Regions from separate parts of the Homo sapiens genome. Here region 1 is linked to region 2. A link is a loop called in an ENCODE intact Hi-C map of the cell type or tissue named here. Cell type or tissue: ascending aorta. All regions are shown on one strand. Links, peaks and the distances in the headings refer to the core of each region. The heading gives the core; the rest is flanking DNA. Region 1 holds the start of RARRES2 (retinoic acid receptor responder 2). Region 2 holds the start of LOC728743 (zinc finger domain-containing protein LOC728743).

Region 1 (13,401 bases), core at 9,257-13,256, 63 kb after region 2:
CCAGGTTCAAGCGAGTCTCCTGCCTCAGCCTCCCAAGTATCTGGGATTACAGGTGTGCGCCACCATGCCTGGCTAATTTTTGTATTTTTAGTAGAGACGGGGTTTCATGATGTTGGCCAGGCTGGTCTTGAACTGCTGAGCTTAAGTGATCCACTCGCCTCAGCCTCCCAAAATGCTGGGATTATAAGCGTGAGCCCCCACACCCAACAAAGGCTATAATTTAAACATAAGGTAGAATAAAGATATTTTCAGACATGCAAACGTGAGCATGTATTCCTTTGATGAAAATAAAAATTAATTTTTATTAAATTAACATACACACATGTTAAAAACAAAAAACAAAAAAACTCGGCCGGGCGCGGTGGCTCACGCCTGTAATCCCAGCACTTTGAGAGGCTGAGGCGGGCGGATCACAAGGTCAGGAGATCGAGACCACATGGCTAACATGGTGAAACCCCGTCTCTACTAAAAGATACAAAAAAATTAGCCAGGCATGGTGGCGGGCGCCTGTAGTCCCAGCTACTCAGGAGGCTGAGGAAGGGGAATGGCGTGAACCCGGGAGGCGGAGCTTGCAGTGAGCTTGCAGTGAGATCGCCCCACGGCACTCCAGCCTGGGTGACGGAGCGAGACTCCGTCTCAAAAACCAAACCAAAACAAACAAAAAAACTCAAGCATTTCAAAAGGAAGTAAAAAATAATTTCAACGATAAGACATTCTGGTAAAGGAAAACCTACAGAAACAGTAAAAAGACCAGTGTTTGCCAGGGTTTTGGGGACAGAGAGGGATGAATAAATAGGTGGAGCACAGAGGATTTTTAGGAGGGTGAAATCATTTCCTATGATACTGTAATGGTGGATACACCTCATTGTGGAATGTGCTACAGGGACCAAACTCTAATGTAAACTGTACTTCAGGTAATAATAATCTATCAATATTGGTTCATCAATTTTAACAAATTTACCAAACTAATGCAAAATGTTAATAATAAGAGAAACTGGGAGGGCAGTGGGGGAACGAGGAACCCTCTGTACTTTGTGCAGTTTATTCGTAAACTTAAAACAGCAGTAAAAAATAAAGTCTATTTTAAAAAGAGAAAAAAAGGACGAAAGTTTCCTCCTCCCTGTAGTCCTCCAGTTAGCCTTGCTAGAGTCTGCTGTTCTTGCAAGTTCCTTGTAAATCTTTCCAGAATTACTCAATGCGATGTGCAAGCATGTGCATACATTCCTATTTTTTACACAAATTGAAACATAGCACATTGCATATGTGGCTTTATATCTTTCTTTCTTTTTTATTTTTTAGAGATGGAGTCTCGCTATGTTGCCCAGACTAGAGTGCAGCAGCTATTCACAGGGGCGGTCATAGCACACAACAGCCTTAACTCCTGGGCTTCAAGCCATCCCCCCGCCTGTCTCCAAAAGTGCTGTAATTACAGGTGTGAGCCACCATGCCCAGCCTAAGCTGATTTTTTTTTTTTTAATCATGGAGAAACGTTTGATAGTCATGAAGTCAAATTCATCAATCTTTTCTCTTATGGCATTGGGTTTTGTATTATACTTCCCCAGTAAGAAGTTATTAAGCAAACAAATGAATAAAATCCTCAAGTTGTCATCTGGTACATTTAATTTCATTCATCTGGAATTTATTATAGTGTAAAAAGTGAGGCAGGAACCAACATTCATCATTTTCCTCCACAAGGCTAGCCGTATATTCCAACACCGTTTATTGGCTAATGCATCTTTTTCCTAAAGATTTGAAATGCCACCTTTATCACATATTAAATTCCCATATGTATTTGGATTTATGTCTGAGGTTTCTATTCTGTTCCATTTTTTTGTCTATTCATTTGCTAATGTCACTGTTTTCATTTTAGATTATTAATGCATTTTAACATCAAATAGGCTATCTGGACATCTAAGAGGTCAACATTATTTTTATCTTCATACTTCTGTTTATTCTTGCTTGTTTATTTTTCCATATACATGTTAGAATCAATTGTCTTTCCTTGTTAAATTTAAATATTAGTTTAGGAATGATTTACATTTTTATTTATTTTATTTTTTCCTTTTCAGACAGAGTTTCACTCTTGTTGCCCAGACCGGAGTGCAATGGCGTGATCTCAGCTGATCGCAATCTCCACCTTCCAGGTTCAAGCAATTCTCCTGTCTCAGCCTCCCAAATAGCTGGGATTACAGGTATGGGCCACCACACCCGGCTAATTTTGTACTTTTAGTAGAGACAGGGTTTCTCCATGTTGGTCAGGCTGGTCTCCAACTTCCCATCTCAGGCGATCCACTTTTCTTGTTAAATGTATATATTAGTTTAGGAATGATTTACATTTTTATGATTTTTTTTTTTTTTTTTTTTTTTTGCCTTTTGAGACAGAGTTTCAGCCTTGTTGCCCAGACTGGAGTGCAATGGCATGATCTCAGCTCACTGCAACCTGCGCCTGCCAGGTTCAAGCAATTCTCCTGTCTCAGCCTCCCAAAGTGCTGGGATTACAGGTATGAGCCACTGCACCTGGCCACATTTTATGATTTGATTCTATCTATTTAGTCAAGGTTTCTTTCATATACCTTAATATTATGTTAAGTTTTTAAATATTCTTTTTGTTGTTGTTAGTTTTTTTAAATAGTCTTTGTATTTTTTTACTAAGTTCATTCCTAAGAACTTAACCTTTTTTTATTATTGTAAATGGGGTTTTAAAAAACTATATTTTCAGCCAGGCACAGTGGCTCACGCCTGCAACCCCAACACTTTGGGAGGCCAGGGAAGGCAGATCATTTGAGCCCAGGAGTTTGAGACCAGCTTGGGCAACATGGTGAAACTTCATCACTGCACAAAATACAAAAAAAAAAAAAAAATTAGTTGGGCGTGGTGGTGCACACCTGTAGTCCCAGCTATCCGGGAGGCTGAGGTGGGAGGATCACCTGAGCCTGGGAGGTTGAGGCTGCAGTGAGCCATGAACACATCTCACTGCATTCCTGCCTGGGCAACAGAGTGAGACCTTGTCTCAAATATATATATATATATATATATATATATATACATATATTTTTTTTCCAAATATATTCATGTTAGAAAACCTACTGATTTTGTATATTAATCCCATTTCCTATCACTTATTATTTTATTGTTTCCAGTAATTTATTCCTGTTAGTTCTCTTGGATTTGGAAGGTACACAGTCCTACCATTTGCAAATAAGGATACTTTTCTCACTATTTTTCTTTTTTTTTTTTTTTGAGACGGAGTCTTGCTCTGTCTCCCAGGCTGGAGTGCAACGGCACGATCTTGGCTCACTGCAAGCTCCGCCCCCTGGGTTCACGCCATTCTCCTGCCTCATCCTCCCAAGTAGCTGGGACTACAGGCACCCGCCACCACGCCCAGCTAATTTTTTGTATTTTTAGTAGAGACGGGGTTTCACCATGTTAGCCAGGATGGTCTCGATCTCCTGACCTCATGATCCACCCGCCTCGGCCTCCCAAAGTGCTGGGATTCCAGGCGTGAGACACCGCGCCCGGCCTTTTTCTCACCATTTTTCAAAAGAAATTTTTAATCATTGATTTTTCATGTCTGCCCAATTACACTGGCTAGTGTTTCTTAAAAAATGTAAAATGATAATAGCAATAGAAGACATCCTTTTCTTGATCCTGAATTTGATGAGAATGTTTATTTTTCATCATTAAGTATGTTATACATACATATAATCATGTTAAGAAGGTACTCATAATCTATCTTATCAAGAGCTTTTATTTTTTAATTAGCAGAGGATATTAAATTTTCTCAAAGGTTTTTTCAGCATCTTTGGCAATTATTACATGGGGTTTTCTCTCCTTGACTGATTAATGTGATATATTAATGGATTTCCTGAATTTCCTCTTTTCTAATTTACATTTTTAGTTTTATTTGTTCTTTCCTTTTCCTTACCATAAGTTTCATTGGTGGTTTTACTAGTTAACAATTAGCTTACTTTCATTTTGTCTTTCATTAGTAAAAAGAAAGGTATTTAATTGTACTTCTCAAAATACAGCTCATGGGTTCTAATATATAGTGTTTTCATTAATTTTCTTTGTTTGTTTGTTTATTTGTTTGAGACAGAGTTTCACTCTGTCCCCCAGGCTGGAGTGCAGTGGTGTGATCTCAGCTCACTGCAACCTCCGCCTTCCAGGTTCAAGTGATTCTTCTGCCTCAGCCTCCCAAGTAGCTGAGATTACAGGTGCCCACCACCATGCCTGGCTACATTATTGTTATTTTTAACAATTCTGCAACATGTTTTATTTCTTGTTTATGATCATGTTTATTTCTTCTTATTGATCCAATAATTATTTGAAAAAAGTATTTTGCTGCTTTTATTGCCAAGTTGTAGGATTTTTTGGTAAATTTTAGTTTTATTATTAATATCTTTTTAAATAATCAAGTTAATGACATATATAACAATCACATGCTGTGATTAAAAGTGGAACCTCAGGATTTCACATCAGAAAATGTCACTTTTCAAAGTCTTTTGAGGACCATCCTGAAAGATGGTAGATGGTAGCCATGGTTTCTGCACACAAGCTGTGGGCTTGCTCCTGGTAACAGACTTAAGTCTCATCATCAAAACATGGAAGCTGCAGCATATGGTCAGTTTCAGAACAATCCATGGGACAGAATTTGCTGTGCATCCCTCTTTATGTTCTGAAATTTACCTTTGGTAAATGAGCAAAAGGAAAGGCATTTTCCAGATTGCAAAAAGAAAGGGGGAAAAATGAAAAACAAAGAACAGGAATGAGCAGTCAGTCTTCTGAAGCGGAGAGTCCCAGGCCTCACCGCCAGTCTCCTGCCCCAGACCTCCCTGGGTGGCACACGCCTGCCTGCATCCAACCCTACAGTTTGCTGCTTTCCCCTGCAGTGCCCCACTTACTGTCTGCTTTCCTGTTGATTACTCCTCTCTTCTCTAAGTAAGACACAGTACGACACACCTCTGTCTTAGTCCATTTGTGTTGCCACAACAGAATACCTGAGACTGGGTAATTTATAATGAGCAGGAGTTTATTTCTCTTGGTTCTGGAGGTTGGGAAGTCCAAGGCTGAAGGTCCAACATCTGGTGAGGGCCTTCTTGCTGCATCACCCCATGGTGTAAGGGCAAAAGGAGGGCAAGACAGAGAGAGAGATTGAACTTGCAGCCTCAAACACTTTTATTTTTTATTTATTTTATTTATTTATTTATTTATTTTTTGAGACAGGGTCTCACTTTGTCACCCAGGCTGGAGTGCAGTGGCATGATCTCAATTCACTACAGCCTCAACCTCCTTGAGGTTCAAGGGATCCTCTTGCCTCAGCCCCCCAAGCAGCTGGGACTACCACTATGCCCAGCTAATTTTTTTTTTTTTTTTGTATTTTTTTTGTAGAGATGGGGTTTTACCATGTTGCCCAGGCTGGCCTTGAACTCCTCGGCTCAAGAGATCTGCCTGCCTCGGCTTCCCAAAGTGCTGGGATTACAGGCATGAGCCACAGCTTTATAATGGAATTAATCCTCTTATAAGCAGGAGCCCTCGTGCTCTAAATACCTCTCATTAGGCCCCACCTCCCAACACTGTTGCACTGGGGATTACGTTTCCAAAACATAGGCTGGGCACACCGGCTCATGCCTGTAATCCCAGCACTTTGGGAGGCCAAGGCAGGCAGATCGCTTGAGACCAGGAGTTTGAGACCAGCCTGGCCAACATGGTGAAACCCCACCTCTACTAAAAATACCAAAATTAGCTGGGTGTGGTGGCGTGTGCCTGTAATCCCAGCTTCTAGAGAGGCTGAAGCAGGAGAATCACTTGAACCTGGGAGACGGAGTTTGCAGTGAGCCGCGATCACGCCACTGCACTTCAGCCTGGGCCACAGAGCGAGACTCTGCCAGAAAATAAAAAGGAGGGAGGGAGGGAGGGAGGAGGGAAGGAGGGAGGGAAGGAAGGAAGGAAGGAAGGAAGGAAGGAAGGAAGGAAGGAAGGAAGGAAGGAAGGAAGGAAGGAAAGGGAAAGGAAGGGAAGGAAGGAAGGAAGGAAAAAAGAGTTTCCAAAACAAGTTTTCTGGGGAGCACATTGAAACCACAGCACCCTCCCTGGCCCTGGCTTCTCCCCGGACCCACCAGCTCTACCTTATTCCTTCTTTCCCTCTGCCCTCCATGTGCTTCTACACTCACTCCACACTGAGACAGTTCTTGCTAAAGTCACCGCTGGCCTCGCTAGGTCCAGTGCTTTCTGGCATCATCTTCCTAAACCTCTGGGCACACACTGCCAGCCGTGCCTCCTCCTCCCAACATCCCCTTCCCCACCTCTGTGACACCACATGCTCCTGACCTGCCACTGAGCTCCTACCGGCTCATCTTCATCCACCCACCCCTCTTACTCCATGTTGGATCCCCTCCCAGTGAGGTCCTAACCTCTTCCCTCCTCACCCTCCTACCGCCAGGGCAAGCTACTTCCTTCTCCAATCCCCAGTCTCATCTCTGCTCTGATCTCGATCTGCATGCAGATAACACAGTTTCCCATCTGTAGCCAGAGCTCCACCAGCCCTGTTCAGTCAACATCTCCACTGGCATGTTCCACAGACACCTCACACTTCTCTCCTCACTGCCCTCCTGAGTCTCTCTCTCCCTGAGGATCAAAACCATGTCTACAGCTGTTCAAGCCAGAAACCTGGGATTCACCCCTCTCTGTTGACCTCGACCCCAACATCTTATCAATCACCAAACCCTGGTGCTTTAGTCCTGAGGTATTTCTGGACTTTGTTTTCCCATCTTCACTGCCTCCAGTTTTGTCCCTGCCACATTCGTCTCTCACCCGGACAATCACAATTATCTCCTGCTGAGATTTATTCCCTTTTATCCACTCTCCACACAGCAGCCAGAGTAAGCTTTCAGAAATGCTATTGGGACCAGGCGCGGTGGCTCACACCTGTAATCTCAGCAGTTTGGAAAGGTAAGGTAGGAGGATCACTTGAGCTCAGAAGTTCAAGACCAGCCTGGGCAACAAAACAAAACCTCCTCTCTCCTGAAAAAAAAAATAATAATAATAAAAACTAGCTGGGTGAGGTGGTCCTGTAGTTCTAGCTACTGGGAGGCTGAGGCAGGAAGATCAATAGAGCCTAGAACATGGAGGCTGCAGTGAGCTCTGATTATGCCATTGCACTCCAGCCTGGGCAACAGAATAAGACTTTGTCTCAAAAAAAGAGAAAAGAAAAGAAGACAAAAGAAAAGCTGTTGCTTTGCTTTCTGATTTTAAAAGTATTAAGGCCAAGCACAGTGGCTCAAGCCTGTAATTTCAGCACTTTGAGAGTCCAAGGTGGGTGGATTGCTGAACCTAGAAGTTTGAGATCAGCCTGGGCAATGTGACAAAATCCTGTCTCTAGAAAAAAATACAAAAATTAGCCTAGGATGATGGCATGCACCTGTGGTCCAAGCTACTTGGGAGGCTGAGGTGGGAGGATCGCTTGAGCACAGGAGGTTGAGGCTGCAGTGAGCCATGATTGAGCCACTGCTCTCCAGCTTGAACGACAGAGCAAGACCCTGTCTCAAAAAATAGTTTTTAAAGTTTTTTTATATTTTAATAGACAAATTATCCACAAGTTATAAAAATTTAAAAGTACAAAGGGAGTACAGTTTTCCTGCCTCTGTTTTCCCCAGCTGGACAGATCCTCTCCTCACAGGCAAACACTGTTATAAGTTTCTTGTTTTTCCCTTCTAGAAATATTCCATGCATTTACAAACACAAAAATTTGTTCATTTTTAGTTTTAGTTTTTACTCACATAATTGGTAACACATGCTCTGCCTGCAATATCCAATATGGTAGCCACCAGCCACAGGTTTAGGAACACTTGCCATGTGGCTGGTGTGACTGAGGTATTTATTGGAATGCTAAAACAAGAGATTGATGCTTCCAATGTTGCTTCATTTCACTTTAGGGTACATATTGAAGATATTTGTGCTCAGTTTTCTGAAATTTATTCTATGCAAGTCTCATGGCTACAGCCATTAAAACTAATTCCGTATTTAAGTGGAAATGCTATGAATCACTGCTGGTTTTATGGAACTGTTGAAAGCAATGAAAGATAATGAATTTAATGATCTTTTCTTTACCAAAGCTCATTGTCAGGGTTGTAGAAGAGTTCTCCTAAGATTTACTGTACTTTTAACTAACTCCAAGATTTTCTTGAGACAGAAGCCATGATTACCAAATATACAACAATAAGTATTATTATTATTTGTTTTGGGGACAAGGTTTTGCTCTGTGGCCAAGTCTGAGAGTGGTGGCTTGAGCCTATAATCCCAACACTTTGGGAGGCTGAGGTGGGAGGGTCATGTAGTGGCATGATCATAGCTCACTGCAACCTTGACTTCCCAGGCTCAAGTGATCGTCCCCCGCCAGCCTCCTGAGTAGCCAGGACTACAGACTTTTGCCACCACACTCAGCTAATTAAACTTTTTTTTTTTTGTAAAGATAGCCTCTCTCTATATTGCCCAGGCTGGTCTTGAACTCCTGGGTTCAGTGATCCACCCACCTTGGACTCCCAAAGTGCTAGGATTACAGGCATGAGTCACTACTCTCAACCCAAATATTCAATAATTAAAAATAAAAAAGTCAGTGTTTTCTCACCAATACCACACTACATATAAATGGGCTAAATTTGAATATCCAAGGAGATGAAACCTCATTTGTGACCTAGCCAGATAAATATAAGCATTTCAAATTAAATATTTTCATAATACTGACAAATAATTACAATCTACATACTTTTGTCACAAGAATCAACATACAGAGGTTTTAATTGTAATATACAGCATTGTGTAAATTGGCAAAATTTCAAGAAAAATGTGAAGAATTCTTAGTTGATATTGATAAATTTAGAATGGCTTTTGAATTTATGCAATATCATTTTTGAATTTATGCTAATGGTACCGAATTGACACAAGTTGGAAAATGTACTTAACTTCAATAGGTGTAGTTTTGCAACTGATATGCTCTTACTTCAAAGTCAAATCACTTCTTCTAAAAAAAACTATTTTTGTCAATGTGGTTGCAAATATTAAAGGACAATGTTTTTTGGTACTCAGTTCAGTTATTGGAAAACTAAGCTTGGAACAACTGGATACGTGAGTCTACTTTTTTAGCTGTCATGACCAGGAAGATCATTAACCATCATTAAATAGTGAAGTCCTGTTGTTGCTCCCCTGGACTGGGACATGTTACCTGGAGCTGAGCTCATGAATATGCCCTAAGTAGTCCTTTCACACATCCACACCTATGAGTGCTCTGCAGTAGGACTGTCCACCTCTTTGGGGTGCACCTCACATACCTACACCCAAAGTGAATTTTGTGTGGCCATTTAAGTATAGCCAGACTGGCTCCTTCCTCACCAACTCCCACCACCCTGCTCCCAACCTACCTCCCCACCTCAACTGCCTCACCTCCCCTGCAACAGACCTGATGCAACTTTCCCCCCAGCCCCCACCAAAGTCAGGATGAGTTTCCCGCTTTGCTCAGCTCAAGTCCTACCTTGTCCTGGAAGATTTCTCTCCTCACCCATCCTCAGGACGTCCCCCAGCATGGGTCTGTGGGGGCCAAAGGAAAACTTCCCCTTTGCCTTCTGAAGGTTTGCTGAAAAATCAACTGATGAAAGGCAGATTAATAGAATAAATTGATTCATTTATATTTTAGAGACAAGGTCTTGCTCTGTCCAGAGAGGCTGAAGTACAGTTTCATGATCAGAGCTCACTGCACCTTTGAACTCCTGGGCTCAAGCAATCCTCCTGCCTCGGCTTTAACAGGAAATATTTATTAACATACATGAGAGAGAACCACAAAGTGATTACCCCAACCCCTCAGTGGGATACAGAAGCTTATCCACCATCTTGAGTTTATACAAATATGGGGGCTCAGATAGTGGCAAGACAGGTTATGGAAGGGAGGGAAGAGGAGGCCTGGTTGGCAAAGGGAGTCTTGTTAGGTAGATGACACCTCACAGGTAGCAGCCCTCAGAAAGAACTGAGGGTAAATGTTTCTTTCAGATCTGTAAAGGTGTCAGCCTCTCAGTTAATCTTTCCTAGAGTTAGACAAGGGAGAGCCTCGGAGAAAGCCTGGCTACATCAATGCAGATTTCCTCTACAGATGCAAATCTCTCCACAAAAAGACAGCTTTTTGGTTATTCTATTTCCAACCATTCTGAACAGCCACCTTGAAATGTGTCAAAGAAGTATTTTTTGGGGTGAAATATTTTGGTTTCCTTCAAGTTCTTGGGCTGGGAAACATCTTTGGGTGCATCTTTTCTCTCTAACCCCATCTAAAGCTTTCAGGGAACACGGATCCCATCTCTTTCTGCTTAAGGGCGGCTGAGTAGCTCACAGCTGGGGAGTGAAGTACCCTAAGTAGTGGTGGGATTTCAGACACCTGGAAGTGGTTAATGGAAGCCGAGTTTCTTTCTGGTGCCCCCAGAGCACACTGTAAAGGAAATTCTCAGCTCTAAGTGGAGAATCCTGGTTAGGGGTGCGTAAGTAGGGGACAAAAGCCTTGTGCTCGGCACTGGACATCAGTTGCTTTTCATGTTTCTTCATTTAATCCTCAAAACAACTCCTTAAGACAGAGTTTCTGATCCCCATCTTACAGATAAAGAAACAGAAGTTCAGAGAGAGCCATGAAGTTACATGAGATCCTCTACTTCAGGTGATCCCTGCGGTGTGGGAACCAGAGGCATGGTGTTGGTGGTTACTGACGTGCAAAGTCTCAGAGCTTCTTCATCCTTGCTCCAGCGTACCCAGGAGTCGAGCCGGTATTTGGACAGTTTTCCTTGAGTTTCTGCTCACCTTATGAATTCCATCATGCCGTTCTGCCACACCCGAAGGCTCCCCCACTCCCCATGAGAATCTATCCCACGGAGAATGGGGCACGAGGAATGGTCAGGAAAGGCAGATGCAGGATACACACTGGACATCTTTGCTGTCGATCAAGGTTGCAGGCGCCAGAGTCCTCCCTAAAGGAGAGACCTTCCTTCTCAGTGTGGCTCAGGGAGTGGGAGGCAGGATCAGGTGTAGGGACCTCGAGGTCTCATTTGGTTTGAGAATGTCTGTATTTAGGGGAAGAAATCCCAGGATGAGTGTCTCAGGGACGCTGGGGAATGGTCCCCCGTAAAGGACCCAAGACAGGGCAGCCCTGCCTGGGTAGGAGTGGGGCACAGAAAGTCCTTGGGGGAGCAGAGCAGCGGAGAAGAGGCCCGGGCCGGCCGAGGCTGCGGAATGCTCAGGCCCGAGCCAGAGGGAGGTGGGACCGAGGGCTGCGCGCCTGGGCGAGCCGCCTGCAGCCGCGGCCAGGGTCAGGGTCATGAGGGCTGGATCGAGGGGAAGGAGGGGGGTGGGATGGGGAGGGAGGGCGCGGGAGGGCATCCCGCCCCAGAGGCCGGTCCCACTGGGGAGGGGAGGAGCCAGAGTTGCTGGAGGGGGTCCAGGAGGTGGGGGTGGGAGGAGGTGGGGGCCGCCCCGCGAGAAGAAGAGCGGGAAGAGGCGGACAGCGAGGCCAAGATTTCAGCTGCGGGACGGTCAGGGGAGACCTCCAGGCGCAGGGAAGGACGTGAGGAGGGGAAGCGGGCTGGGGCGGCAGCCGGGCGGAGGGGCAGCTGCGCAGGCGGAATGAGGAACGCCTTTGCTCTAAGGCGACCACCCTGGCAGCTCTTCACTGAGGGGCCTCGGTTTCCACATCTGTCGCTCTCCGGTCCCAAGACCACCAGGACCGACGGGGCTCTCCGGGAGGGTCAGCCCCTCCGGTGGCCCCAGTCATGCATCAGGGGACGGATCAGAAGGGCTAGGAAGAGGGGTCGTGGGGAAGGCCCCAGAAAAAAGAGGAAGGAGGGAAGATTTTGCCTGAAGCGGGAAAGCCAAGGGCTGGGCGGCGCGAGACCCCCATTCCTAGCGACTGGGGCTGGCTGGTGGCCCGCGGCAGCCCCCGCGCCGGGAGGATTAGGCCTCCCGCCGCTCCCACCCGTCCGGACCCTCCCACGTGTTTAGGTCCTCCCAAAAGTATTCGGCCTCCGGCCCCTGCCCCTTCCCCCGGCTGGCCTGGACCTCGGGGACGTGGGGGGAACCCCGTGGGAGCAGGGGGATTCTGGACGGGGAGGGAGTAGCGGTTGGGGAGAAGGCTGAGCGGGGAAAGGAGAGAGGGGCTCCGGGGACGGCAGGGAGGAGAGTGGGTCGTGCCGGAGACCCAGGGAGAGACACAATGGGCAAGATTAGGGGTGTAGGGTGGGAGTGCGAACTGACTGATTCCTAGCGTGGGCAGGGAACTTTGCTAAAACTGCAGGCCCCAGGGAACAGCGCGGGCAGGGTGGGAGGGAACGGAGAGGGCCAGGCGGACCCTAAGGTCAATTTGGAGAAAGGGCCATTTCCAGGCTCCTTCACCTGTGCCCAGCGTTCTACAGGCCTGGACCCCGCCCCCGCTCCCCACCCTCCCCCCAGAGCAGGGCGCGGGAGGAGGCGGCTCGGGCTGGCTCGGAGAGCTGAGGGGCGCACACCCGCTTCGCAGGGCCAGGGTGACACGGAAGCATGCGACGGCTGCTGATCCCTCTGGCCCTGTGGCTGGGTGCGGTGGGCGTGGGCGTCGCCGAGCTCACGGAAGCCCAGCGCCGGGGCCTGCAGGTGGCCCTGGAGGAATTTCACAAGCACCCGCCCGTGCAGTGGGCCTTCCAGGAGACCAGTGTGGAGAGCGCCGTGGACACGGTGAGTAGCATGGCCCGGGCAGGAGCGGGGAGGGTCGTACCCCAGGAGACCAGCGCATTCCCACGAAGGGGGACAGAAGTGCTTGGGCTCTGAGCCCCAGCCCTTTGGAGAAAAGGCCACTGTCCAGCCTGCTGGAATGTGACTGCGTGAGGGAGGTGCGGATCACACCAGGGCTTGCTCTGCACCCTCAGCTGGCTACCGGCCATCCTCTGCCTGCCTGTCTGTCCGCAGCCCTTCCCAGCTGGAATATTTGTGAGGCTGGAATTTAAGCTGCAGCAGACAAGCTGCCGGAAGAGGGACTGGAAGAAACCCGAGTGCAAAGTCAGGCCCAATGGGGTGAGTGAAGGGGTGTGAGAGCAATGGGCGCATGCTGGGTGTGAGTGCATGGACTTGGGGTTTGGGGTGTGGGGCACATGCCTGGGTGTGCATGCATGAATTGGGAGGTCCATTAAGAAGCCCTGAGGTTAGAGACCCCACTGCGAAGAGCCTCCTTAGAGGTGGAGTGGCTCAGCCTGAGCCCAAGGTTGTGAGAGTGGCTGGTGGGAGCTGGGGCCTGGCAGACAGGAAGATGGTTTGGTTACCCCTGGACTTATCTTCATCAGAGCAGGGCTCACCTCGGTCTGAGTTCCTCTCTCAAGCATCAGGGCCTGGGTGGAAGGAGCCGGCTGTGTG
Region 2 (10,038 bases), core at 1,068-5,067:
GGGGCGGCGCGGGTGCGGCGCGGGCATGCGCGCGTGGGTGCGCTGGTGGTTGAGCAGGAAGCGCGGCTCGCGGAAGCAGCGGCCGCACTGCGCGCACTGGTGCGGCTTCTCGCCGCTGTGGATGCGCTGGTGCGTGAGCAGGTTCTGCTTGAGGCTGAAGCAGCGGCCGCACTCGGGGCAGGGGAAGGGCCGCTCCCCGGTGTGCGTGCGCTGGTGCACCTCGAGGTTGTGCTTGACGCTGAAGGCCTTGCCGCACTCGGGACACACGAAGGCAGCCGCGCGGCCCGCTCCGGCGTGCGCCTTCTGGTGCCGCACCAGGCTGGGCTGCTGCGAGAAGGTCTGGCCGCACAGCGGGCAGCGGTAGGGCTGCTCCTCTGCAGGGTGGTGGATGACCAGGCCTCGCTCGTCCCCCAGACCCTCCTCCCCGTCCCCCGCAGGGGACCCGCCCCCGGAGGACGCCAGCTCGGTCATGGGCACTTCCAGCTGCAATCACCAGTCCCTAGGGAGACAGAAGCGGGGGCGGGGGTGGGGGGTGGAGAGAGAGGGGTCGGGGAACACGAGGGTTAGCCAACCCCCAGCCTGGCAGGGACACTCACCTCCCACAACCTCCACCTTTCGCCCCGTTTTGTTCAAGCTCAAGTTCCCCTGCTGGGAATTGGTGTTCCTCTTCCTCCACTGCCTTTTAAGCACGGCCTACACTCCTTCCAGTCCCTTCCCAAGGGCACCTTCTCCTAGAAGCCTTCCCTGACCTTTCCACCCCGGGCTTAAACACCGTGTGACACAACCATGTGGCTCTCACTGATCATACTGCACGAGGGTCAGTCATGCCACCTCTGTCCCCCGACTCCCAGCACCCTAAGGACAGAGCTGCCTTCTTTCAACCCCAGCACCTAGCACCATGCCAGCCAGCCACACAAGACACTAGACAGATGGTGATGAGTTTCAGTTAGGATTTTCAGTTTCAGTTTCAGCTAGGATTTTCAGTTACCTTCGTCTAGATATGTCTTATCCCTCCAACCAGATCTCAAGGACAGGGGGAGGTAGGGAAGTGCACCCCAAACTTGGAGAAAAGGGTGGCATTATCAGTGATTTAAAGATATTTTTGTGAAGCTTAAAACAGGAAAAAAAACACAACCCTGTAAACTTGAAAGTGACCTCGGTTAAACATTAAAGGCGGCAGCTCTTTGTTTATCAAAATGAGGCATGTGTTCAAAAGGTTTCCAAGTCACTGAACCAGGGTGTGGGCTCCCAGGGGGACTGGTCTCAGCGTGATTCCTCTTGGTATCCTCACAGCAAAGCCTGGCCCAAGGCTGAGCAGCACCCTCAGTGCCCAGCCAACACCCCCAAACCCAGCTCCCTTCATGCTGCTTCTCCAAAGGATCCTCTTCCCAGGACACTGTGTTCCTCTTAAATTGTTTCCCATTGTCCTCACAACAGCCCTGAGAAAGGGGCGGAGCAGGGTTATTGAGCCCCACTTTAAAGATGGGGAAACTGAGGCTCAGTGAGGTCAACATACTTGCCAAGGTCACAGAGCAAGGTGAGCCTGGACTAGGCCTTAAGTCTCCTGTCTCACTGTTGAAAGCTCTTTTCAATGTACTAGCTGCTCAACAACTAAACACTCCTCAAAACACACACACACCCCCCACTGCCACCATCCCAGCCGTCACAGAGCCATGCATTCCAAAGGGCCACTTCTCCTGTAGATGCACTGTCTACTGCCACCACTCCCACGACCCCCACCAAAACTTGGGCTCCTGCAGGGCCCTAAGGCCTGCCTCATCCATTCTCCCCAACCCCATCAGGGAAGCCGGCTGAATATTCCACTGGACCTCCCCGAAGGCCTCTCTTCACTTCCAGCCTCAGTCAACCTATCTGCAGAGTGGGGTCTCAGGGCCACCTCCTCTGTCTTCCGTACCCTCGAGGCCGGGGTGGAACTGACCCTGGGGAAGGAGACAAGTCCTACTTGCAAGAGACCCCACCCACAAGTCTTTTCCACAGGCAGCTGCACTGACATCTGCAAAGACAGATCATCAAAGTCCCCTTGGCCAATCTCAGCCCGGCCCTGTGACTGGGCAGCCTCCTCACTCTCCCCAGCTATACCCCTGACTGAGGCCCCGCCTGCACGCCGAAAGGCCCCCCGTCTCTCCCCCAAGTTCTTTCCTCCCATGCCACACTCACAGCCCAGCTGAGCCCCTGCTCCTCCGGTCTCCGGCCGCAGCTCTTTGCTCTACAGTCTGCGCTGCTCAACGCAAATACGGTAACTCTCCCGCAGCGACACCCGCGCCCCTTCTCCCCGCCCCCATAAAGACGGCAAGCGTCCCGCGACGTTGCTCTTATCAAATAGCTGCATTAATCGGGAGAGCTGACCCCACCCCACCCGACCTTACACACAACCTTGCCAACTTCTGCGGCCGGAGCAACCCTGGAGAAATATGGTAAACTCTGCGTCGCAACCCCACCCCCACGAAAATACGTAGGCCTCCACCCTGCTGCCGCAACCCACCCCGCCCGACTGCAAGCCCCAGCTCCCAGAGGGAATGAATGCAGCCCACCCCCCACGGCCGCAGCGCCCCCCCGCGGAGCCACGCAACCCTGGATAAATACGTAATTAAGTCCCGGCGCTCCCACTCCCGGAAAGGACCTGCGCGGGACCCGGCAAATACGGTAGCACGCCCGCAGTGACCCGCCCCCGAGGGTCCGGCTCTGGCCTCGGTAAATACGGTAACCTCCCGCCGCGGCCCCAGCGCGGCCCCGCGCGCACTCACATGGCGCCGCCTCCCGAGCCTTCCGTCTCCGCTGCAGCGCCGCAGTCGCCGGCGTCGTCGCAGCCGCACAGCAGCCCCGTGAGGCTGGGAGGTCTAACTCTCCGGCAGCCCGGCTGGCGGAAAACGGGGCTGCCAGCGCTGCGCCCGCCCGGGCCGGAGCGGCGACCATGCGGGGGCCGGTTCCGGGGCCTGAACGTCCCACGGAGCGGGCCCTCTCAAGCCCCCCGATCCGCCGACCCAGACATTCCCCCTTTCGGGATTCCCTGAGGCCTGCATTCGGCCGTTATAGCACCATCCCTATTTTCCTAATCCCAAGGCCAGGCCCACAAACCGCCCCCAGCGACAGGAAAGAGGGTCGGACGGAGGCGCCGGCCTTTCCCCGGGTGACATGGGCTGAGCGCCGGAGCCCGGCGGCGGAGCGGCCCTGGGCGAGGGTTTCAGGACTGGAGACAATAGTCAAAGGGGCCGAATCGAGGAGCTGCCCTCGCTGACAGTTTCGCCAAAGTCTGCCTGACTATATGGCCTGGGTTATATCACTAGAGTGACCAGAGGGAAAGGAAGAAGACATCAGGCCCCTGCTGACCCCACCTCCTCAGAACGGAACCCGCAGTCAAGCCAGAGATATCCCATAAAAGAGCAACTTACGACGTCTGGAGTAGCAGCGGGCGTGAGAGGGCAGAACCAAATTACAGCTTCCAGCTGCCATTTAATGATAATGTCCCTTACTCGGACATAACTTTGCCTTTTACAAAGCCCTTTTCCATGTTATGATCTCGTGGGAACCTTCCAATAACCATGTGCACCCTACCTTGTGTGGGTTTTATCCCATTTTATAGACGGGAAAATAAAATTGAAACACAGAGTGGCTTCCTCCAACACTCACAGCTCTAAGTAGCAGAGCACAGACGGGAACACGGCACCGTGACCCAGCACCGTGGCCCAGCTTGTGTTCCACTGCACCGCCCTGGGACTGAGACCCTCAGACATAAATAGTGTGTGACGACAGGGAAGTAAAAACCTGGGCCCCAGTGAGAACGTGCCTGAGGGTGTACATTTGACAGACAAAAAAACAGAGGCCTGAGAGGAAAAGTTATTTTAAAAGTCACAAGTAGTAGAAGAACATTAAATAGGCTTTTTTCTCTGTGGCCTCTCTGTAGCTGCCAGGTGGAGAAACGCGACTCTCTCTCCAAGGCCCAGGCAGGGATCCTTGCAGCAGACAATGGATGTGGTGGTTGGGGTGGCGCTGTGCCTGATGGAGGGCATTGAGAGATGCGGGCCTCCCGATACCATGAGGGTCCTCTCTGCAGCTCTGCAGGTGCCCACTGTGCCTTCTGGAGCCTGGGAACTGAAGAATTCCAGGTGGGAGACCCCAGGCTGTAAAATCAGCCCCTTCCTCCCAACACCAGGCCTGGAGGTCAGGCCTGCCTGCTTTCACAGCTCGCTTGGAGGACCAGTCTGCCCCACCAGGCCCCACCCGTCTGGCTTGTGGCCTCTGGAGAATCCACTCCTACCCCAACCCCCACCCCATCCCTTCACTGCTCCTGGAGACACCTCACTGCTGGATGTGGGACTTTAGGAGTTCCACGTCCCACGGAAATTGGCATTTTAAACAGAGACAACGGGAAGGGAATACTAGGAAGACAAAGAAACTAGTCCATAGGACAGATGTTGAGTTCTCATGCAGTGACACCAGCACCCCAGGTGCTGATGACCAACCCCACCCGTGCCTCCACTCGGAGCACATCAACACTGCCCAGCTTTCCAGCCCCTGCTGTCACCTGCCAGAGCCCCCAGTGTTCATCTCCTCTGCAGACCATAAGAGAAATGGGGACACTCGGTGAACACCATGTTTTTCAAAAGCAAAATCAATAATATGCCTGAGGATGTCTCCCATATTTTTAGCAGCATTTCTAGGTAAGCTGAACCAAAATAGAAAGGAAAAGAACACGGCTAGGGGATGGGGGTGGACACAGACACGGGCAGTACCACCTCAAACCTGCCCTGTCTCAGCGGGGAAGCCAAGGCCCAAGGGCTCCCAGAGGCCTCCATTCTCTGCTCTGCCACGGTGGTTTGAGCTCAGGCACTTCACTTCTCTAGTTTCGTGCACATACACCCACCTCCCCTGTCTCCCCCAAGGTTCCCCCTCATCCCATTCTTAGGTGCTGCGGCAAGCACGATAGAGTGCCAATATGGAAACACCCTGCAAACACAGCCCTGCTTCATGCTTCCTCATACAGGCAGCGCAGTGGCTGGCACAGGGATCACCACTATTCTGACAGATCCATATGGCAGCTGGACTCTGGACCCTAACAAAGGCCTGGACTGCCCACAACCAAGGCGTCCTGGAGAACAGCAGACCATGGCTCCCGTGTGGGTAGATGTGTTGCTCGTGGCTCCTGTAGACCATGGGTAAACGTGTAGCTCAGGTGAACCCTGTCCCAGACTCTGCACTGTAGTCACCCTGGGGCACAACAGGTGGACAAACAGATCACCCCATGGGCCTCCTCGGGGCAGCTCCAGACCCTGCTCCCCGCATCCTCCAGCTCCTCCTGTAGGGCTGCGTCCCTAGGGCTTCCTCACTCAGCAGGGCAACCACCTCCCCCTTGACAAGCCTCTCCCATCTCCCATCTCCCAGGACTGGACAGCAGTCTGATCCCTCTCTCCAAAGCACCTTATGCTGATCCCAGATTTGGAATTTAGCACACTTTTGTTTTCCCCACCAGGTTATGAACTTCAAAGGGCAGGGACTATTTTAGCGTCTCTTTGTCCCACGTGTCCAGCATACAATAGGTCCTCAGTCGATGTCTGTTGAATGAAGGTATGCTCCTCTGCAAGCTACATCTAATAGCTCAGGCGGCGCAGAGAGAAAAGATGGCCCCCAAGGGTTTGGAGGAGGAGGAGAGCTGATGCAATGCAAGGAATGAGGAGGTGCAGGCAAAGCTGCTGCCCTGTGAGGGCTGAGTTGCTCTGCAGAGGCCTGGATGGAGATGTGAGGCTCAGCGTGAGGCCTCATCTGCTCCAAAGTTCTCTTTCCTTGGAATTAAAACCCAGGATGTGACCTATGACATCAATTCAAACCCTTAAACTTGCAGCAGGCCTGCTTCACACTGGAGATGGTTAATTCTTTATGTGGGTTAAGCTAAGCAAGGGAAAAACCCTTTTTTCCCTTTCCATGGGCACAATTGCTCTGCAAGTAACCATTCAAGTTTATTAAAACAACAATAGCTACCATTTATTGAGTGCTTGCTGTGTGCCAGGCACTATACTGCATGCTTTACATAAGTTACTTGCCCAAGGACCTATGGTTTAAATGACAAAGCCAGAATTGAACCCCAGAACTATCTGGCTCTCCCGGAGGTGGTGAGCAGAGGGGAGAAGGTGAAGGGAAAAGAAACAATGTTTCTAGCTTCTTATCAATAGGAGTGTCATCCTATCATCCCTGGGGCTGTTATGCCCAGTAGCTACGTGGGGCTATTTAAATGAATTAAAATTGAATAAAGTTCAGTTCCTCAGCCGTACAAGCCACATTTAAATACTCAATAGCCATATGTGGCTAGTGGCTATAGTCTGGACAGCACAGAAATAGAGCGCTGTCATCATCACAAAAAGTCCCCTGTTGAACAGCCTGTTTAGGACACCTCCTCCAAATCCAGTCAACCCAAAAGAGGCTGTTCTCTTTTTAGCCTAAGGGATAACTTAAGGGAGTCCATTCATTTCCCTCTCTCACTGCCCCTGCCACAATGCAGGAAGAACAGTGATATGTGAGAACACACTGTTTTTGGCCCCAATACTCCTCCTGCTGCCTAAAGGTCAAAGATATTTCTTTACTAAATTCAAACCACTAAAAAGTAACAAAAGGTTTCACATCCCCCACTCCCACCCATTTCTCTCTGCCAAGTCCACGAGGGGCCTGCCCTCTCCCTCGGCCTGTGCTATTGCATGGCTGAGCGGCTGCCTCTGGTCACTGCAGTCTACCCTCCGTCAGGCAGCTCCCCGGGACTGGGCAGTGGGACACCAAACCCTCTCAATGAGGCCGACTGCCTTACCGGACGACTTGAAGCTCGTGTCCCTTGCCAAAAAACAACCATTTTCCGAGAACCTACACCATCTTTCTTAGGTCCAGACTTGCTCCTAACAAAGAAATACAAGGATGATGCAGGCAGTTCCAGAAGCCCCAACATCACCAAGCTCACCTGGCTCCCCATGCCAGCCACTGCACCGCCTGTACGAAGCAGCGTGGCTGCATTTGCAGGATGTTTCCACATCTGTGACCACGTGGCCACAGATCCCCACTGCAGACCTGCACTTACCTGGCCTTGGAAAGAATACAAAGGTCTGCACTTACCTGGCCATAGACCCGATCTAAATCCTTTAAAGTCTTGATTTATTTACTCATGGCTGTTTTCTGTTCCCTTGGCAACCACCTTAATCTCAGCATGCTCCAGAGTATTTTGGATTGTAACCCACTAGGATAACAAATCTGACCATCTTGTCTTGGACTTAATGACAATGCCTCTTCCTAAATATCCTCTGACCCAGGTTTATCATTTTAAAATGGAAGAGAATGAGAAGTGAGAAGGACAGTACCACCCCATCCTTGCAGAAGGCTGCAATGTGACAGTAGAAGCAGCTTGGGCTAACACGAGGCCTGGGATCTGCTGTCAATTTGTAGCAGGACCTGGTGGACAGGTCACACTATCCCCACCCCCACCCTCCTTTCCCATGTGTTACTGCCCTGCCTGACTCATGGCGAGATTAAATGAGATAATGAATTAGAAAGCCTTGCTAAGAGAACTGGGGCTGGGAACCATTTTTTAAAGAGTTGAACACATAGATGGTCCCAAGCCCTGTGTGTATCAAAATGATTTTCCATAAAGGTCCTTGAGCTCTTCGGGTAGGGGCTGTGTCTCGGGCAGCATCTGAGCATGATGCCTGGCACACAGCAGGCTTCTTTAGTGAACGAATGCCGTGCAGTCCCGGCCTGGTCAGTGAGTCATACACCTCAGTCACTCTTTGCCTGAGGGATTTGACCCTGCCCCCTTTGTGACCCAAAACACCCATTTGTGGGAGGCCCAGTCACCTGGGGTCAGCGAGCAGGCATTCTCATGAATTGGTGCTGGAGAAAAAAGCTGCAATTAGGCCTCATTTTTAACCCCAAGTCCTACCAGCACAGCTATTTGACTGATTTGATCATTAAACAGGCCACTTATGGAAAATAACATGTTCTGTCGTAAAGATGCTCCTGCAGGACTGATCTCGTCAGCATCTGCTGACACTGCATCCTCCGGCACCTGAGTCACAGGGACCTAGTGTTTCCACAGATCTGTCCTTGCGGGCAGTGTTTCTCTAACCCAGGAATGAAAGACGGGACTCAGTGAGGCCTGAAGTGGGTGGGCTTGCTCAACTTGATTTCAGAATTTGGCAAGTGGCAAAGAGAAAAAAGCAAAGGACTCCTGAGCCCCCCTCCCCCACCCTGTTAAAGCAGGGTTTGATGAGCTGCAAGGCAGTCAAGCACTCCCTGGGGCGGTGCAGGATGGAAGGGGAGTTCCAGGAGAGGGGCAGGTCATTAGAGTCAGGGCAGCCCCTAGGGCTGGTGTCGGGTGGAGGGTGCCCAGGAAAACCCTCCTGGTTTGGTTTCCCGTGGTCCTAAGCGCTGAATGCTCAAGTAGGTGGTAGCAACCCCGGCGTACAACACCCCGTGTGATTTCACACTGCATGTTTTGTGATCAAAGAACGGGACGGAGATGCAGCAGCCCTGGCTGAGTGCTAACCATCATCGGCACTGTTACCCTAGTAAGCCATAACAGTCAGGGCGGCCCTCCGGGTCCACCCATCACCTTCGTATGTCCTTCCATAGATCTACAACTGGAGTATTTTCCAGATACAGAGGATTAAAGAACAGTGACCAGAAGCTAGGCTGAACCGTGGCAGCTCCCAGAAGGTAACACTTCTCTGCATACAGAGAAGGATCTGGGCTGTGAGATGGGGGCAAGTGCACTTCTTCCTTCTCTAGAGCCATGTTGGGGTCCTTTCTTCCTACCTCCCAGCTACCCAACCCTGGCACCCCAAACCCATCACCACCATCTCCAGTTCCCTCCTCTCCTCTGGGAAGACACCATCTGAGGTCACAGCCTGGGCTGGAGTCCTGGGCTCTTCTGTCAGCACCAGGGACTCAGCCAACCCTGCTTTGGAAGGGCGTGAGGGGTGACCTCTTGGGGGCAGGAGGCCGAGGAGGGTATGTGGGAAGACACTAAACTGACTTGGAGAAGGGAAGAGAGAAAACACCCCTGGCAAGAACTGGGTGTGGGGAGTGCTGTGCTCCTAGCCTGGGGCAAATGGATCTCTGAGCACACACAGACCCGGGCTTCAGCAAGGGTGGTTCAGAAAGGAAAGTGAGACCACGTGGAATATTCCATCCATTCTCTCTTCTGCAACACCAGACTGATAAGGATCCAAGCCAGTCAAGACAGCCAGCCCACTTCAGACATGCCCCAGACAGGAATAGAAGCAGCGTGTTTGGCTCTCTCCTGCACAGCTACCTCCTCAGGCAGCCAAGCCTCAGCAGAGCCCACCCCGCTCATGCCTGCCTGACCATCACACACATACCAGTTCTAGAGTCGGGCCCAACCACACACACACCTTGGGCAGGGGGCTGGCAGGGATGGAGAGGGACATCAAACCATTCACTCCTTCCAAAAATATTTATTGGATGTCTACGACGTGCCAGCAGTGGCCCTGGTGCTGGGAATATGCTTGGCTCTCCCTCGCCACAGCCTCTGGCTTCCATCCTTGGTATCGCCGAGTCTTGGCAACTCTCCCACAGGGGCAGCCCCCGGCCATCCTGAAGCGTGGGCAGGACCGGCTGGTGCCACAGCTGACCAGTCCAGACCTAAGCCACTTCACACCAGAGACTCTCCCAGCGTCCCCAACAGACCCCTCACTCGGTGCTTGAAGCCTGGGGTCCAACCTCTGAAGAGGGTGGTCACATCCCGGCCCGCGGTGAGGAACTCGGATCTTCCCTCCTCCCTCAACCCACGCTGGGACCTTTCCCAGCACCCTTTGGGACGCTTCTAGAACTGTTCTCAGCCCTTCAGAGCCTTAAGGAATCCACCGGTCCCGCTCTAAGGGGTTCTAAGAGCCAGCAATCCTGGCCACCCCCACTCCCCACACACACCCCGCAAACATCCCCCGCACCACCACGGGTCCGCTGAGGTCCAGTCCACTAGCGCGCCTCCTCCTTGGGGCTGCACGCAGGGGCCGCGCGGTGCACGCG

What was found. Hi-C counts contacts between places; a loop is a spot of excess contacts. Peaks named below come from ENCODE experiments on the same cell type or tissue, not always from the same donor. Only the 100,000 strongest peaks of a DNase experiment are listed, where the experiment ranks them.
Region 1: it touches region 2 in a loop (2.1-fold over the local background); 18 of 110 quality-filtered maps call a loop at or near these places.

Annotation. Positions count from the first base shown.
Region 1 is chr7:150,339,764-150,353,164 of GRCh38, reverse strand. RARRES2 (retinoic acid receptor responder 2) reads left to right here and starts at 11,536. Exons shown (of 6, transcript NM_002889.4): 1 at 11,536-11,587; 2 at 12,536-12,729; 3 at 12,961-13,065. The coding sequence starts at 12,556. LOC107986858 (a long non-coding RNA gene) reads right to left here and starts at 11,320. Exons shown (of 3, transcript XR_001745420.3): 1 at 10,828-11,320; 2 at 9,524-9,637. RefSeq lists silencers at 5,298-5,530, 12,428-12,497. In ascending aorta, for the core only: no CTCF peak of the experiment used is centred there; DNase peaks (open chromatin) are centred at 11,347, 12,089 and 12,914; H3K4me3 peaks cover 2,290 bases; H3K27ac peaks cover 2,153 bases.
Region 2 is chr7:150,398,045-150,408,082 of GRCh38, reverse strand. LOC728743 (zinc finger domain-containing protein LOC728743) reads right to left here and starts at 2,407. Exons shown (of 3, transcript NM_001395976.1): 1 at 2,179-2,407; 2 at 1-499. The coding sequence starts at 471. ZNF775 (zinc finger protein 775) reads right to left here. Exons shown (of 3, transcript NM_173680.4): 3 at 9,453-10,038. The coding sequence ends at 9,988. RefSeq lists enhancers at 1,085-1,134, 1,428-1,936, 4,304-4,978, 4,979-5,653, 5,654-6,329 and 4 more and a silencer at 2,645-3,104. In ascending aorta, for the core only: a CTCF peak has its summit at 2,599; DNase peaks (open chromatin) are centred at 2,222, 2,762, 3,204 and 3,732; H3K4me3 peaks cover 2,761 bases; H3K27ac peaks cover 3,263 bases.